Regions from separate parts of the Homo sapiens genome. Here regions 1, 2 and 3 are each linked to region 4. A link is a contact called in ENCODE Hi-C or POLR2A ChIA-PET data. All regions are on one chromosome and are shown on one strand. The core of a region is the stretch at or near the end of the contact, and the rest is flanking DNA. Distances in the headings are between cores, read along the strand shown.

Region 1 (2,983 bases), core at 455-2,954, 190 kb after region 4:
TGCCTCAGCCTTCCGAGTAGCTGGGATTACAGGCGCACACCACCGCACTGGGCTAATTTTTGCATTTTTAGCTAGAGACGGGGATTTGCCATGTTGGCCAGGCTGGTCTTGAATTCCTGACCTCAGGTTATCTGCCCGCCTCGGCCTCCCAAAGTGCTGGGATTACAGGAGTGAGGCACTGCGCCCAGCCTATTTTTTATTTTTATTTATTATTTATTATTATTATTTTTTTTTTGAGACAGTCTTGCTCTGTCGCCCAGACTGGAGTGCAGTGGTGCGATCTCGGCTCACTGCAACATCCGCCTCCCAGGTTCAAGCGATTCTCGTGCCTCAGGCTCCCAAGTAGCTGGGATTACAGCTCCGCCACCATGCCCGGCTAATTTTTATATTTTTAGTAGAGACGGGGTTTCCCCATGTTGGCCAGGCTGGTCTCAAACTCCTGACCTCAAGTGATCTGCCTGCCTCAGCCTCCCAAAATGCTGGCATTGCAGGTGTGAGTCACTGCACCTGGCCTATTTTTTTTTTGAGATATGGTCTCACCCTGTTGCCCAGGCCGGAGTGCAGTGGCACTTTCTTGGCTTGACCTCGGCTTGGGAGATCCTCCTGTCTCAGCCTCCCGAGTAGCTGGGAGTACAGGTGTGCACCACCATACCCGGCAAATTTGTATTTTTTTGTAGAAATGCGGTTTCACTATGTTGCCCAAGCTGGTCTTGAATTCTTGGGCTCAAGCAATCTGCTTGCCTCGGCCTCACAAAGAAAAATAAGTCTTTTTTTGTCTTGTTTTTTTTTTTTTTTTTTTTTTTTTTTTTTTTTTTTTTTTTTTTTTTTTTTTGGAGACAGAATCTCGCTCCGTAGCGCTATCTCGGCTCACTGCGAGCTCCGCCTCCCAGGTTCACGCCATTCTCCTGCCTCAGCCTCCCGAGTAGCTGGGACTACAGGCGCCCGCCACCACGCCCAGCTAATTTTTTGTATTTTTAGTAGAGACGGGGTTTCACCCTCTTAGGCAAGATGATCTCCATCTCCCGACCTCGTGATCCGCCCGCCTTGGCCTCCCAAAGTGCTGGGATTACAGGCGCGAGCCACCACGCCCGGCCGAAAAGTAAGTCTTTAATGATCAAGAACATCAAGCTTCATTGAAATACTGAACACATTAGTCTAATTATATTTCTATATTATGAATACCAGTTGTTTAAATATATCATTGGTAATTCTTTTTTCCAAGAAAGTTTCTCAAATATATTAGTCACTGGAATTCACTTCAACAAGATTTGCATGGAATTTTAAAAAGTAGGTTTAGGCTTTCTGCAGTAATCAAAGCACACTTAAACAATCATTAAACAGAAGGAAGTCATACTTTTTTTCTCCTACATCTCAAAGCTGTGCAGAACAGCCACATCCCCAGGAGTAAGTGGCCCACACTTGTTTGTTCTCTGGAATTGTTTCAATTATGTTTGTAGCTGAATATACATTCATTCTTAGAAAATTAATATGGTTCAGAAGAGGAAATGCTTGTATATTTCCATGATTATTTCTGAGATAATAGAGAAAATATTTGTATGTAAAGCTGGTTCCAGTGTCAGAGTAGTCATTTTGGTTACTGTGTTTGTTGGCCCAACTACTCTCTCTTAAAAGCTCAAAATTATGCTGGCAGGGAGCCATGCCATAGAAACTCCACCCTGAGGAGTGACTCAGATAGTTAGACAAAAGCATTTAAACTTCAAGATTTTTTCAGGCTTCCCTCTTGACACTCCTTCCTCTTAGTCAAAGAATTGATGACTACACATTTTGTGTAGTTAAAGGAAAAAAACTAACACCATTCTTGAATCAATAATGCCTGTTCTCAATTGTTACCTATTAAAAGGTAAAATACAACAAATAGTTGGTTTCTTATCACCTTGAGAATATCTTTTTCACTGAATATATGTATGTGTGTGTATGTGTATGTGTGTGTGTGTGTGTGTGTGTGTGTGTATATATATATATATATATATATATTTTTTTTTTTTTTTTTTTTTTTGAGATGGAGTCTCACTCTGTCACCCAGGCTGGAGTGTAGCAGCGCAATCTTGGCTCACTGCAACATCGGCCTCCTGGGTTCAGGTGATTCTCCTGCCTCAGCCTCCCGAGTAGCTGGGACTACAGGCGCCCACCACTGTGCCCAGCTAATTTTTGTATTTTTAGTAGAGATGGGGTATCATCATGTTGGCCAGGCTGGGCTCGAACTCCTGACCTCAAGTGATCCGCCCGCCTCAGCCTCCCAAAGTGCTGGGATTATAGGGATGAGCCACCGCTCCTGGCCTGCTTTTATTTTTTTATCCAAGATTCAGAGGGTACGGGCACAGGTTTGTTACATGGGTATATTGCATGATGCTGAGGTTTAGGCCTCTAATGATCCCATCATCCAAGTAGTGAACACAAGTAGTTCTTCAAACCTGGCCCCCCTTCCTCTCTTCTGCCTTTTTGAATCCCCAATGCCTACTGTTCCCATCTTTGTGTCTGTGTGTACCCAGTGTTTAGCTCCCACTTATAAGTAAGAATGTGCGGCATTAGGTTTTCTGTTTCTGTGTTAATTCGCTTAGGATAATGGCCTCCAACTGCATCCTTGTTGCTGCAAAGGACATAATTTCATTCTTTTTTATGGCTGCATGATTTAATTTTTTAAATTATTAAACTAGAGGGAAGAAGGAAAATAGAACTAATTTCTCTTGAGTGCTTACCATGCCAGATAGGGACTTTCTCATAAGTTACCACTTTTTGTGATAAAGCCTTGCTGGGTGAACATTACCATCCCGATTTTTAGCAGGAAAACTGAGACAAAGAGATAGATTTTCCAGTGTCACTTAGCTATTGAGGTCAGGGTTGGAATTCAAACATAGGTCTATCTATTTGAGACTATTGACTCAAAATTCAATGTTCTTTACCCAAATCAATCCTGTCAGAAAGGAAACTAAAAATGCTTGCAAAAAAAAAAAAAAAAAAAAAG
Region 2 (3,001 bases), core at 200-2,699, 150 kb after region 4:
GGTCCCTGAATAGAGGGAGGGGGTTGGCCGTGAACACAATGTAGAATACTGTGTCACACCAAAACTGTGATTGGAAGAAGGGAAGCTGAACAAAAAATAAACACACTTAACAAATGTCCACCACATTCCCAACCACTTAAGGAGAAGAAAAAAGCGTTAAAGTCTTGAAAACTCCAGCTTTCAGTTAACTACCTTGTAAAGGTACTCACCTATTTCCCAGGATCAAGCCCTATAAAAGTTTTATGCAAGCTCATAATTTCACTCTCAAATGAATTTGTAACCCATGACCCTGATTCCTGCCCAGTACTTGGCCCTGCCCATTGGCCCTGGATTGCTTTCTCTGATTAGATTTCTATAGCAATTCCCCAGGCTCAGGGACCAAAAGACTTGCCAGGCACTTAAGTTTGAACAACCTTTTGCACTTCATCTCTCACTCTTACCTCCACCCTGAGGCACATGGGTGCTGTTGGCTCCCTGGTGAAGTTAAGAGGGAAGATAAACTTAAGGACCACAGATTTAGAAGGCTATTTTCATCTCCCCACTTATAGGCAGAACTACATTCTCAGAAAAACAGAAGTATGGCCTATTTTTTAAGCTCTTCAGAAGTGGGAAAATACTATTCTCGATACATCCAACAGAAAATAAGACACAAGCTGTGTTTGAAGATTCAGTAGAAAACAGAGAACACTTGATAAAAACAGGGGAAAAAAACATGTTCATAGACTGTCTCCAAATCTGCTCAAGTGTACAGGAGGAAGATACGTCCAAAGGATCATGACAATGGTGGGGACACATCACCCCACATCTGTGATTGCTCCTTGCTGCTTCTCCAGCTTTGGGTGATGAGTGTGGTGAACAGATACAGCCTGTGGCATAGGTCCAGGCAGGAAAGGGGTCTTCTCTTACATCTGGTAGCACTGGAGTAGGGGGAGCCTTGGGATCTGTGTCTCGCAAAAGCATCTCCTTTCTTCTGGAGGTTTTTCAGGATCCAGGAATGATAGAGGAGACAGATGCTCTGGAAAGGGAAATACTAGGTGAGATCTAAGGGCACATTCCAACCTGCCATTTGTGCAACAGGAAGTGACACAAAGTCTTAGAAAGTATTTATAAGCCATAAATGACCACTAAAAGCTGGTTAGCTAATTTTCTTTTAAAAGGAAAATGTTGGGGAATTTTAAGTAAAGGCAAAATCTTTCCAATGCTTCTTGTTTTAATTTTCCTTAACTTTTTCACTTAGCTTGATCTGTATTTAAGGGTCTCATGTTGTTAGTTCAGCCAAAGGAAGTGCAAAATCCTCCAGGCTGTACTACTGTTGGCCATCCCCAGCCTGTGTGTAACTGAACATGCCCATTAGCAGGATCTTGGGAGCCACAGTACCAGTGCCCTCAAAGTTGGCCAGTGGCCAGCAATAAACAGGTTCTGGCTGGTCATACCTGAGGTTTGGAAAGCTACTTTGTACCCAACCCTGAGGAGCGGTGTGGAGCCAGGACAAGAACAGGCAAGCTCCTGCAGAATTCTGTGCCCGTGTAGGGTGAGCCTGCTCCACATTATGCTCTGAAATGGGAAACCTGGGGCAAAGGTAAGACATCTCAAAGGAAAATAGAGCAAAATTTTAAATTCTGAGGGCTCCTCTGCACTGCAGAAGCCGACATCCCCTCCCATGTCCCCTCCCTCATGGCCAATCACTCTGCTAAGGTGTTTCTGCCTCATTTAGTGCAAGCATAATAAAATAGAAGAGGAAAGTGAAACTACACATATGTCTCTTTTTCCATCAGAGGTGAAGCTAAAGTATATAGCATTTATAAAGATTATATAAAATATAAATAGAGTATATAATATTTAAGTTCCTTACAACATTTTCCTGAATATGATTGACAATGGCTACAGAACTTGGAATGGGGATTTTGTGTGACTCACATTTCTTTCTTTCCGTTCCTTAACTGTCACACTCACTCCATAATAAAAGGCTTTCAGACATATTATTACATCAGGAACACTAACAGTTCTCAGGGGACCTCCCTACCCCAAGGAGTTCTCACTCTCTCTCCATAGAAGATACAACATTCTCAAAGAGTGAGTCAACTTATCAGGTTAGTTAAGGTATAAATTACTCAGCCATCAATCTTCACATCAATAAAACCTGCATAGGTTGGCATAGATTTACTATATTAGACCAAGAGACACATCTGAAGGCAAACTCTTAGCTGGTCAGAAATTCCCAGGGTGAGTTTTCCAAGCAGGACTGAGACCTTAGCATTTGCATGACTTTTGGTATAAGCTGTTGGCTCTTACACGTTATGTTTCTTGGGTTCAGAAGAAAGTGAAAAATGACTTAGATTCCAAAATGGAAATGTATCCCAACATTTTGGGAGGCCGAGGCCGGCGGATCACCTGAGGTCAAGATTCAAGACCAGCCTGGCCAACATGGTGAAACCCCGTCTCTACTAAAAAATACAAAAATTAGCTGGGCATGGTGGAGGGCGCCTGTAACCCCAGCTACTCAGGAGGCTGAAGCACGAAAATTGCTTGCACCCAGGAGGCAAGTTTGCAGTGAGCCGAGATCGTGCCACTGCACTCCAGCTTGGGTAACAGAGCAAGACTCTGTCTAAAAAAAAAAAAAAGAAATGTAATATATGGGGTCCACAAAAGCTAGGTGCATCATATATTTTAATTTCTAAAGATGCTCCCAAACTCCTTTCACACTCAGGCGGTGACCCAGCCTTTTGCTTCATTGAGAAAGAAGAGGGCATCAGGATAACTCTCTCACCATTTTTCTATCTCCCAACTTACATTTTTTCTTTTTCCATTATTTATTTATTTATTTATTTATTTTATGAGACAGAGTCTCATCACTCTTGAGTTCAGTGGCGCAATCTTGGCTCACTGCAGCTTCAACCTCCTGGGCTCAAGCGACCCTCCCATATCAGCTTCCCAGATAGCTGGGACTACAGGCATGTGCCACCACACCCAGCTAATTTTTTTTTTTTTTTTTTTTTGAGAT
Region 3 (2,963 bases), core at 123-2,622, 170 kb after region 4:
CCAAAAGCAAAGGCTTGTGAGGAAAGGCACAACAGGAGGCCGAGAGTGGGCCCCAGAAGAGCTCAGTAAGAGCTTAATAGCTCACCCAGTGAGATGTGTATACTGAAGTTAAAAAAAAAAAAAGTAATAGCCCCATTTGTGCAACAATGGGAAGAAGGCAGTGTTATGGATTTGTGACCCCCCACCCAGAAGATATGTGAAAGTCCTAACCCCTGGTACCTGTGAATGTGACCATATTTGGAAATAGGGTCTCTGTAGATGTAATCCTTAGGGTGAGGTTATACTAGATTAGGATGGGTCCTAATACAACGACTGGTGTCCTTATAAGAAGAGGAAAATGGCAGGGTTCAGTGGCTCACACCTGCAATCCCAGCACTTTGGGAGGCCAAGGCAGGCGGATCATTTGAGGTCAGGAGTTCAAGACCAGCCTGGCCAACATTGTGAAACCCCATCTCTACTAAAAATACAAAAAAATTAGCCTGGCATGGTGGTGCACACCTGTAATCCCAGCTACTTGGGAGGCGGAGGCTGGAGAATCACTTGAACCCAGGAGGTGGAGGTTGCAGTGAGCCGAGATTGTGCCACTGCACTCCAGCCTGGGTGACAGAGTAAGACCCTGTCTCCAAAAAAAAAAAAAGAGGAAAATGTAGACACGGACATAGAAAGGAGACCAGCATTCAAAGACGGAGACAGAGATTGTAGTGATGCGTCTACAAACCAAGGAATGCCAGGGCTACCACCAGCAGCGAGGAGAGAGGCATGGAGCACACTCTCCTTCAGAGCCTCAAGAAGGACCAACCCTCAGACCCCTTGATTTCACACTTCTAGCCTTCAGAACTGTGAGAAAATAAATTCCTGATGTTTTAAGCCACTGAGTTTGTTGTATTTTGTTACGGCAGTTCCAACTGACTAACACAGGTGGGTAGGCTGGTAGCACCAGTTTCTCTGGACCCATTTTGATTTTGAGTAGCAGAGAAATTGGGACTAAATTAGAACTCCACACACAAGTCATATTCACAGGAAGCCACATGTTCATGAGAAGTGAGAAGAGATCCCACTGTGCACAGCTGTGCAGCTGCCTGTCTTCATTGCCTGCGAAGAAGAAAAGGCTAAAGTATCTCATATGCAAAACCCTGGATCAAAAGAAAAATTCCCACTGATACAGAAGATGTCCCTGACCCCTTCACAACACAAATCTCCTGTAAATAGTTGAGCTAAGAAAATTCACTTCATTCAAAGATGAACAGTCAAAAAAGAACCAAAAAAGATTTAAGGAAGAAAATGAAAAAGAGGCTGAGCGCTGTGGCTCATGCCTGTAATCCCAGCACTTTGGGAGGCCAAGGCGGGCAGATCACTTGAGGTCAGGAGTTTGAGTGGTTGACCAGTCTGGTCAACATGGTGAAACCTTGTCTCTACTAAAAAAACAAAAATTAGGCCGGGTGCAGTGGCTCGCGCCTGTAATCCCAGCACATTGAGAGGCCAAGGTGGGCAGATCACCTGAGGTCAGGAGTTCAAGACCAGCCTGACCAACATGGCGAAACCCTGTCTCTACTAAAAATACAAAAAGTAGCTGGGCACGGTGGTGCGTGCCAGTAATCCCAGCTGCTTGGGAGGCTGAGGCAGGAGAATCACTTGAACCTGGGAGGTGGAGATTGCAGTGAGCTGAGATGGTGCCACTGCACTCCAGCCTGGGTGACAGAGCGAGACTCTGCTTCAAAAAAAAAAAAAGGAAATGAAAAAGAAACAGAAAAACAAATGCTGATGAATAATCACCATGAAAACATTACCTCAGGCCAGGCTCAGTGGCTCACGCCTGTAATCCCAGCACTTTGGGAGGGTGAGGAAGGGGGATCACCTGAGGTTAGGAGTTCGAGACCAGCCTGAGCAACATGATGAAACCCTGTCTCTACTAAAAATAGAAAAATTAGCGGGTGTGGTGGCACACCCAGCTACTTGGGAGGCTAAGGCACGAGAATCACTTGAGCCCAGGAGGCAGAGGTTGCAGTAACCCGAGATCATGCCACAACACACCAGCCTGGGTGACAGAATGAGACTGCGTCTCAAAAAAAAAAAAAAGAAAAAAGAAAAGAAAACATTACCTCAGAGCAGATTAAAATTTTGAACATTTTGCTGCAAATTTTTTTTTTTTTTTTGAGATGGAGTCTCGCTCATGTTCCCCAGGCTGAAGTGCAATGGCACAATCTCAGCTCACTGCAACCTCTGCCTCTCAGGTCCAAGCAATTCTCCTGCCTCAGCCTCCCAAGTAGCTGGGATTACAGGCATGTGCCACAGCTAATTTTTGTATTTTTAGTAGCAACGGGGTTTCATCATGTTGGTCAGGCTGGTCTCGAACTCCTGACCTCAGGTGATCCGCCCTCCTCAGCCTCCCAAAGTGCTGGGATTACAGGCGTGAGCCACCACACCCGGTCTCTTGCTGTAAATTTTTTAAAAAATGTAATGAAGCAATTGTTTCCACAAAACAATCATAAAACAGAAGTAATATCTTGAAGAAGAGAAGGTGAGATGACCAAAGGAGGTAAAACGTAAGCTGCCGGAGTTCAGGAAATAAGTGAATGAAAAAGAAAAAATAAAATCATTACACAATGTGTATGCAAACCAAATCATCGTGTTGTACACTTTGAATATATACAGTATTTATTTGTCAATTAAATCTTTTAAAAGTTAAAAAGATCTGGGCGCAGTGGCTCATGCCTATAATTCCAGCACTTTGGGAGGCCAAGTGGTAGGATCACTTGAACCCAGGAGTTCAAGACCAGCCTGGTCAACATGGTGAAACCCAAACTCTACTAAAAGTACAAAAATTAGCCAGGTGTGGTGGCACACGCCTGTAGTCCCAGCTACTTGGAAGGCTGAGGCAGGAGAATCACTTGAACCCACAAGGTGGAGGTTGCAGTGAGCTGAGATCATGCCACTGTACTCCAGCCTGGGCAACAGAGCAAAAC
Region 4 (3,016 bases), core at 83-2,582:
CCTTGGCCTGTGGGCAAGTGTGGGTTGCCTCTGCACAATGGAGCTCGGAAACTACTTATCAGAATGCAGTTATAGCCAATTAGGGAAAGGGTTGCAACCCCATAGTAAGGCAGTGTTTCTCAAACCAGGCTGCACGTGGAAAATTAAAAGCACACAAAACCCATGTTCAGGCCCTATCCCAGTCCAGTTTAATCAGAGGCATAGTAGTTTTGTTAAGGGGTTCCAGATGGTCTTAATGTTTGCCTTAAATTGAGAACCACTGCAACAAGGAAACCTCTTTTATCCGTTTAGCATCTACTTCCCAAGGAGAAGAGAGCAAAGAAAGAAGAAAGTATATAAAAAGCAAACCATCTGTGAATAGAGTGGGCCCCTAGTACATACGGACAAAAAACCACTTGGAATCCGATGTGGAACCTTGTATGAAATAGGAGGTTTTAAAATAAACAGGACTGAACTTTGGAAATGGAAATAGACTATAAATATAATCTGAAAATTAGAGAATCTGGCCAAGAAGGCAAAGGTGATGCTACTCAAGAAGGAAGGGGGATTCAACAGTTAAAAATTGTTGCAGGTCCAGTCTCCAATGACTTGAGTCTCTTCTGTACACCAGTTATAACTTTAAACATCTTTGAGGTTGCATAACTTTGCATTTTAATCTGCCACAGTTTATAACCAAGGGTCCATGGATCATATGTTTGGTGAAGTTGGAAATGAAATTAGTTTTTTGTTGTTTTGTTTTGTTTCGAGACGGACTCTCACTCTGTCACCCAGGCTGGAGTGCAATGGTGTGATCTTGGCTCACTGCAACCTCCGCCTCCCAGGTTCAAGCGATTCTCCTGCCTCAGCCTCTGAAATAGTTGGGATTACAGGCACCTGCCACCACACCCAGCTAATTTTTGTATTTTTAGTAGAGATGGGGTTTCACCATGTTGGTCAAGCTGGTCTGGAGCTCCTGACCTCAAGCAATCCACCCTCCTCAGCCTCCCAAAGTGTTGGGATTATGTGCGTGAGCCACTGCACCTGGCCTAGGTTATTTTAAAGTAAGAACTATTAATCCAGAATGTTAGTGGGAATTTTTTTATACACAGCATATCTTTTAATTTTTTCTTACCTTTCTTGAAAATTTCCTTGTTAAATGATGCAAAATATGATATGACAGATTATAGGTATTTTAAAGAAGAGTATGGGTTATAGAAACATCTGTTGTTCTAAAGGCCACCTGTAGATGGCATTGCTTGACTTTGTCTTTAAATGTTTTCTAGAAAGGAAGTTGTTAAAATAGAATCTACTTTGAAATGCAATCACATTTTAAAGGTGAACGAAATTAGATTAAAAAAAAAAGCCTACCTTTTGAGTTACTTTCAGAAGATAACACAGGGTAAGTAAAACAAGTTTTTTTCTTGTAAAATTGTATTTGGTTTATCTTTCTGTTTCTTTCTGATATGCCTTTTGAATATCATTCAAAAAGCTACGTTACTACAATTCATAAAATGTTTTCTCTGCTATTGATATCTTCTGTGAAAAGAAGACAGATATTTAAGAGGCTAAATTAATTCAAGTGACGTTCTGAAAATTAAAATTCACCTTGAAAGTACCTTTCACATAATCATGATTTTACATCTGAGACACTTAAAACTTCTCATTTTAATTAGTTTTTCAAAGCAGTTTTTTTTTTTTTTTTCAATAGAGTAAGTGGTAGTTCTTACTTCTGAAGGCTGAAGCTGTGTCTTTGGTTCCCACAGTCCTGTAGGCACAGGCCAGGTATTTGACTTCTGGGTTTTCTTTTTTCTTAGGAAACATCAGGATTTGAAAGAGTTTTGATTCATTGATAACAAACATTGTTAGAGGAGAATATTCAGTTTTCATACCATAAAGACCTTCACTCTAATAGAAATACAGAAAAAGAAAACTGTTGCAACGATATCTTACTGAAAATTAATGGAAAAGCTAAGTTTTTACTTTCCATAATATTGGGTAGGAAAGCAATAAATTCTCAAGGCATTTTCACCAGTTAAAGTTTAAACCATTAGATATTTGGGGTTGTTCAAGACATTGAAGTTCTTATGTGTTGGTGAAGTTCTGTGAATATCTAGTGAGTCCCTATCAACTGTGAGATACATTCTAAGTCATTGATTATTAATGACAAGATGCTATCATTTGCAAATGATAAACCTAAAATATGGTACAGCAGATTATCTCCATGATAATATTTTGCTCACGTGCATTCTGAAAACAGTGTCAGCACAGAGGCTCTGAGACCAGATTATCTGGGTTTGAATCCCAGTGCTGCCACTTACTAGCTGTGTGACCTTGAAGTTACTTAAACTCTGTGTGCCTCAGTTTCCTCATATGTAAGGTAAAGATCATAATATCTTATAGGTTGCTGTGGAGATTAAATTAGTCAAATACATGTAATGTACTTAGGTACTAGGCACATAGTAAGTGTTCAATAAATGTGACCGTAGTTGGGGTGGAATTACAGGTGGGCACTTGGAAAATATGCATAATGCAAGTCAGTTTTATCTGTTGCAGTGTGAAATCTGGGCACCTTTTTGAGAGTATAGGATGCATGTAAACATTGCTGCCCAGTCACGGTGGGAATGGCAGCTGGGATGGGAGGAAGTTGAGAACATTGTTACACAACATGTACTGTTATTTAAACAAATAACAATCTTAGAAAAATAAAGAAGATACGGGGAAGAAAATTTTTGTTCACTGTTCATTTTTACAGTTTGAAAGCAACTGCCACGAGCATTCGAAGGCCAATAGGGACAGAGCAAATCCTCGTTTCTAAATATGGGAGCCTGGGTTTGCTGGCTGGAGCTCCAGGATTAACATTCCACCGCCCTGGACCCTTACTCAATTCCTCCTTCCACGGTTCTTTGCTAAACCTGAGACCAGATGGGTAGCAGGCCATTAAAGTACAGCAGAAAGTCATTTTTCTGAAGTCTGAGACTTGATCTATCTGCATAACAATATTTTCAGAGTTTATATTTATTAACTCTAAAAGAGCAAT

What was found. Hi-C counts contacts between places; a loop is a spot of excess contacts on that map. ChIA-PET counts read pairs that join two places held with the same protein, here RNA polymerase II (POLR2A). Pooled maps may share reads with other maps.
Region 1: a pooled map shows a loop between it and region 4 (2.2-fold over the local background). The contact joins the enhancer-like site here to the promoter of LINC01599 in region 4. A Hi-C loop is called at or near these places in 3 of 50 pooled maps. POLR2A ChIA-PET finds 5 or more read pairs at or near these places in 13 of 52 experiments (A549, CD4-positive, alpha-beta memory T cell, GM12878 and 10 more).
Region 2: a map of PC-9 shows a loop between it and region 4 (4-fold over the local background). The contact joins the enhancer-like site here to the promoter of LINC01599 in region 4. A Hi-C loop is called at or near these places in 3 of 168 maps with a recorded cell type or tissue (PC-3, PC-9 and mammary epithelial cell), 3 of 37 single-sample maps with no recorded cell type and 7 of 50 pooled maps. POLR2A ChIA-PET finds 5 or more read pairs at or near these places in 12 of 52 experiments (B cell, CD4-positive, alpha-beta T cell, CD4-positive, alpha-beta memory T cell and 9 more).
Region 3: a loop to region 4 is called in a pooled map, with 4 times the contacts of the local background. The contact joins the enhancer-like site here to the promoter of LINC01599 in region 4. A Hi-C loop is called at or near these places in 6 of 50 pooled maps. POLR2A ChIA-PET finds 5 or more read pairs at or near these places in 8 of 52 experiments (B cell, CD4-positive, alpha-beta T cell, CD4-positive, alpha-beta memory T cell and 5 more).

What each region holds. Positions count from the first base shown.
Region 1 is chr14:49,910,517-49,913,499 of GRCh38, reverse strand. No RefSeq gene overlaps it. Among named protein-coding and RNA genes, the nearest start is that of ARF6, 19 kb to the right of the region's middle. Within about 2 kb of position 1,704, at least 15 of the 41 ENCODE cell types and tissues checked have a DNase peak (open chromatin) inside an H3K27ac peak, as active enhancers do; they include Panc1, where a contact is called at or near this core.
Region 2 is chr14:49,949,484-49,952,484 of GRCh38, reverse strand. All of the region lies in intron 2 of LOC100506446 (a long non-coding RNA gene), which reads left to right. Among named protein-coding and RNA genes, the nearest start is that of MIR6076, 15 kb to the left of the region's middle. Within about 2 kb of position 1,449, at least 11 of the 41 ENCODE cell types and tissues checked have a DNase peak (open chromatin) inside an H3K27ac peak, as active enhancers do; they include PC-3, PC-9 and mammary epithelial cell, where a contact is called at or near this core.
Region 3 is chr14:49,928,998-49,931,960 of GRCh38, reverse strand. All of the region lies in intron 4 of LOC100506446 (a long non-coding RNA gene), which reads left to right. Among named protein-coding and RNA genes, the nearest start is that of MIR6076, 36 kb to the left of the region's middle. RefSeq lists enhancers at 1-47, 1,631-1,680. Within about 2 kb of position 1,372, at least 3 of the 41 ENCODE cell types and tissues checked have a DNase peak (open chromatin) inside an H3K27ac peak, as active enhancers do; they include B cell, where a contact is called at or near this core.
Region 4 is chr14:50,103,359-50,106,374 of GRCh38, reverse strand. It overlaps LINC01599 (long intergenic non-protein coding RNA 1599), which reads left to right and starts at 1,332. Exons shown (of 9, transcript NR_131171.1): 1 at 1,332-1,378. It also overlaps a transcript of VCPKMT not described here.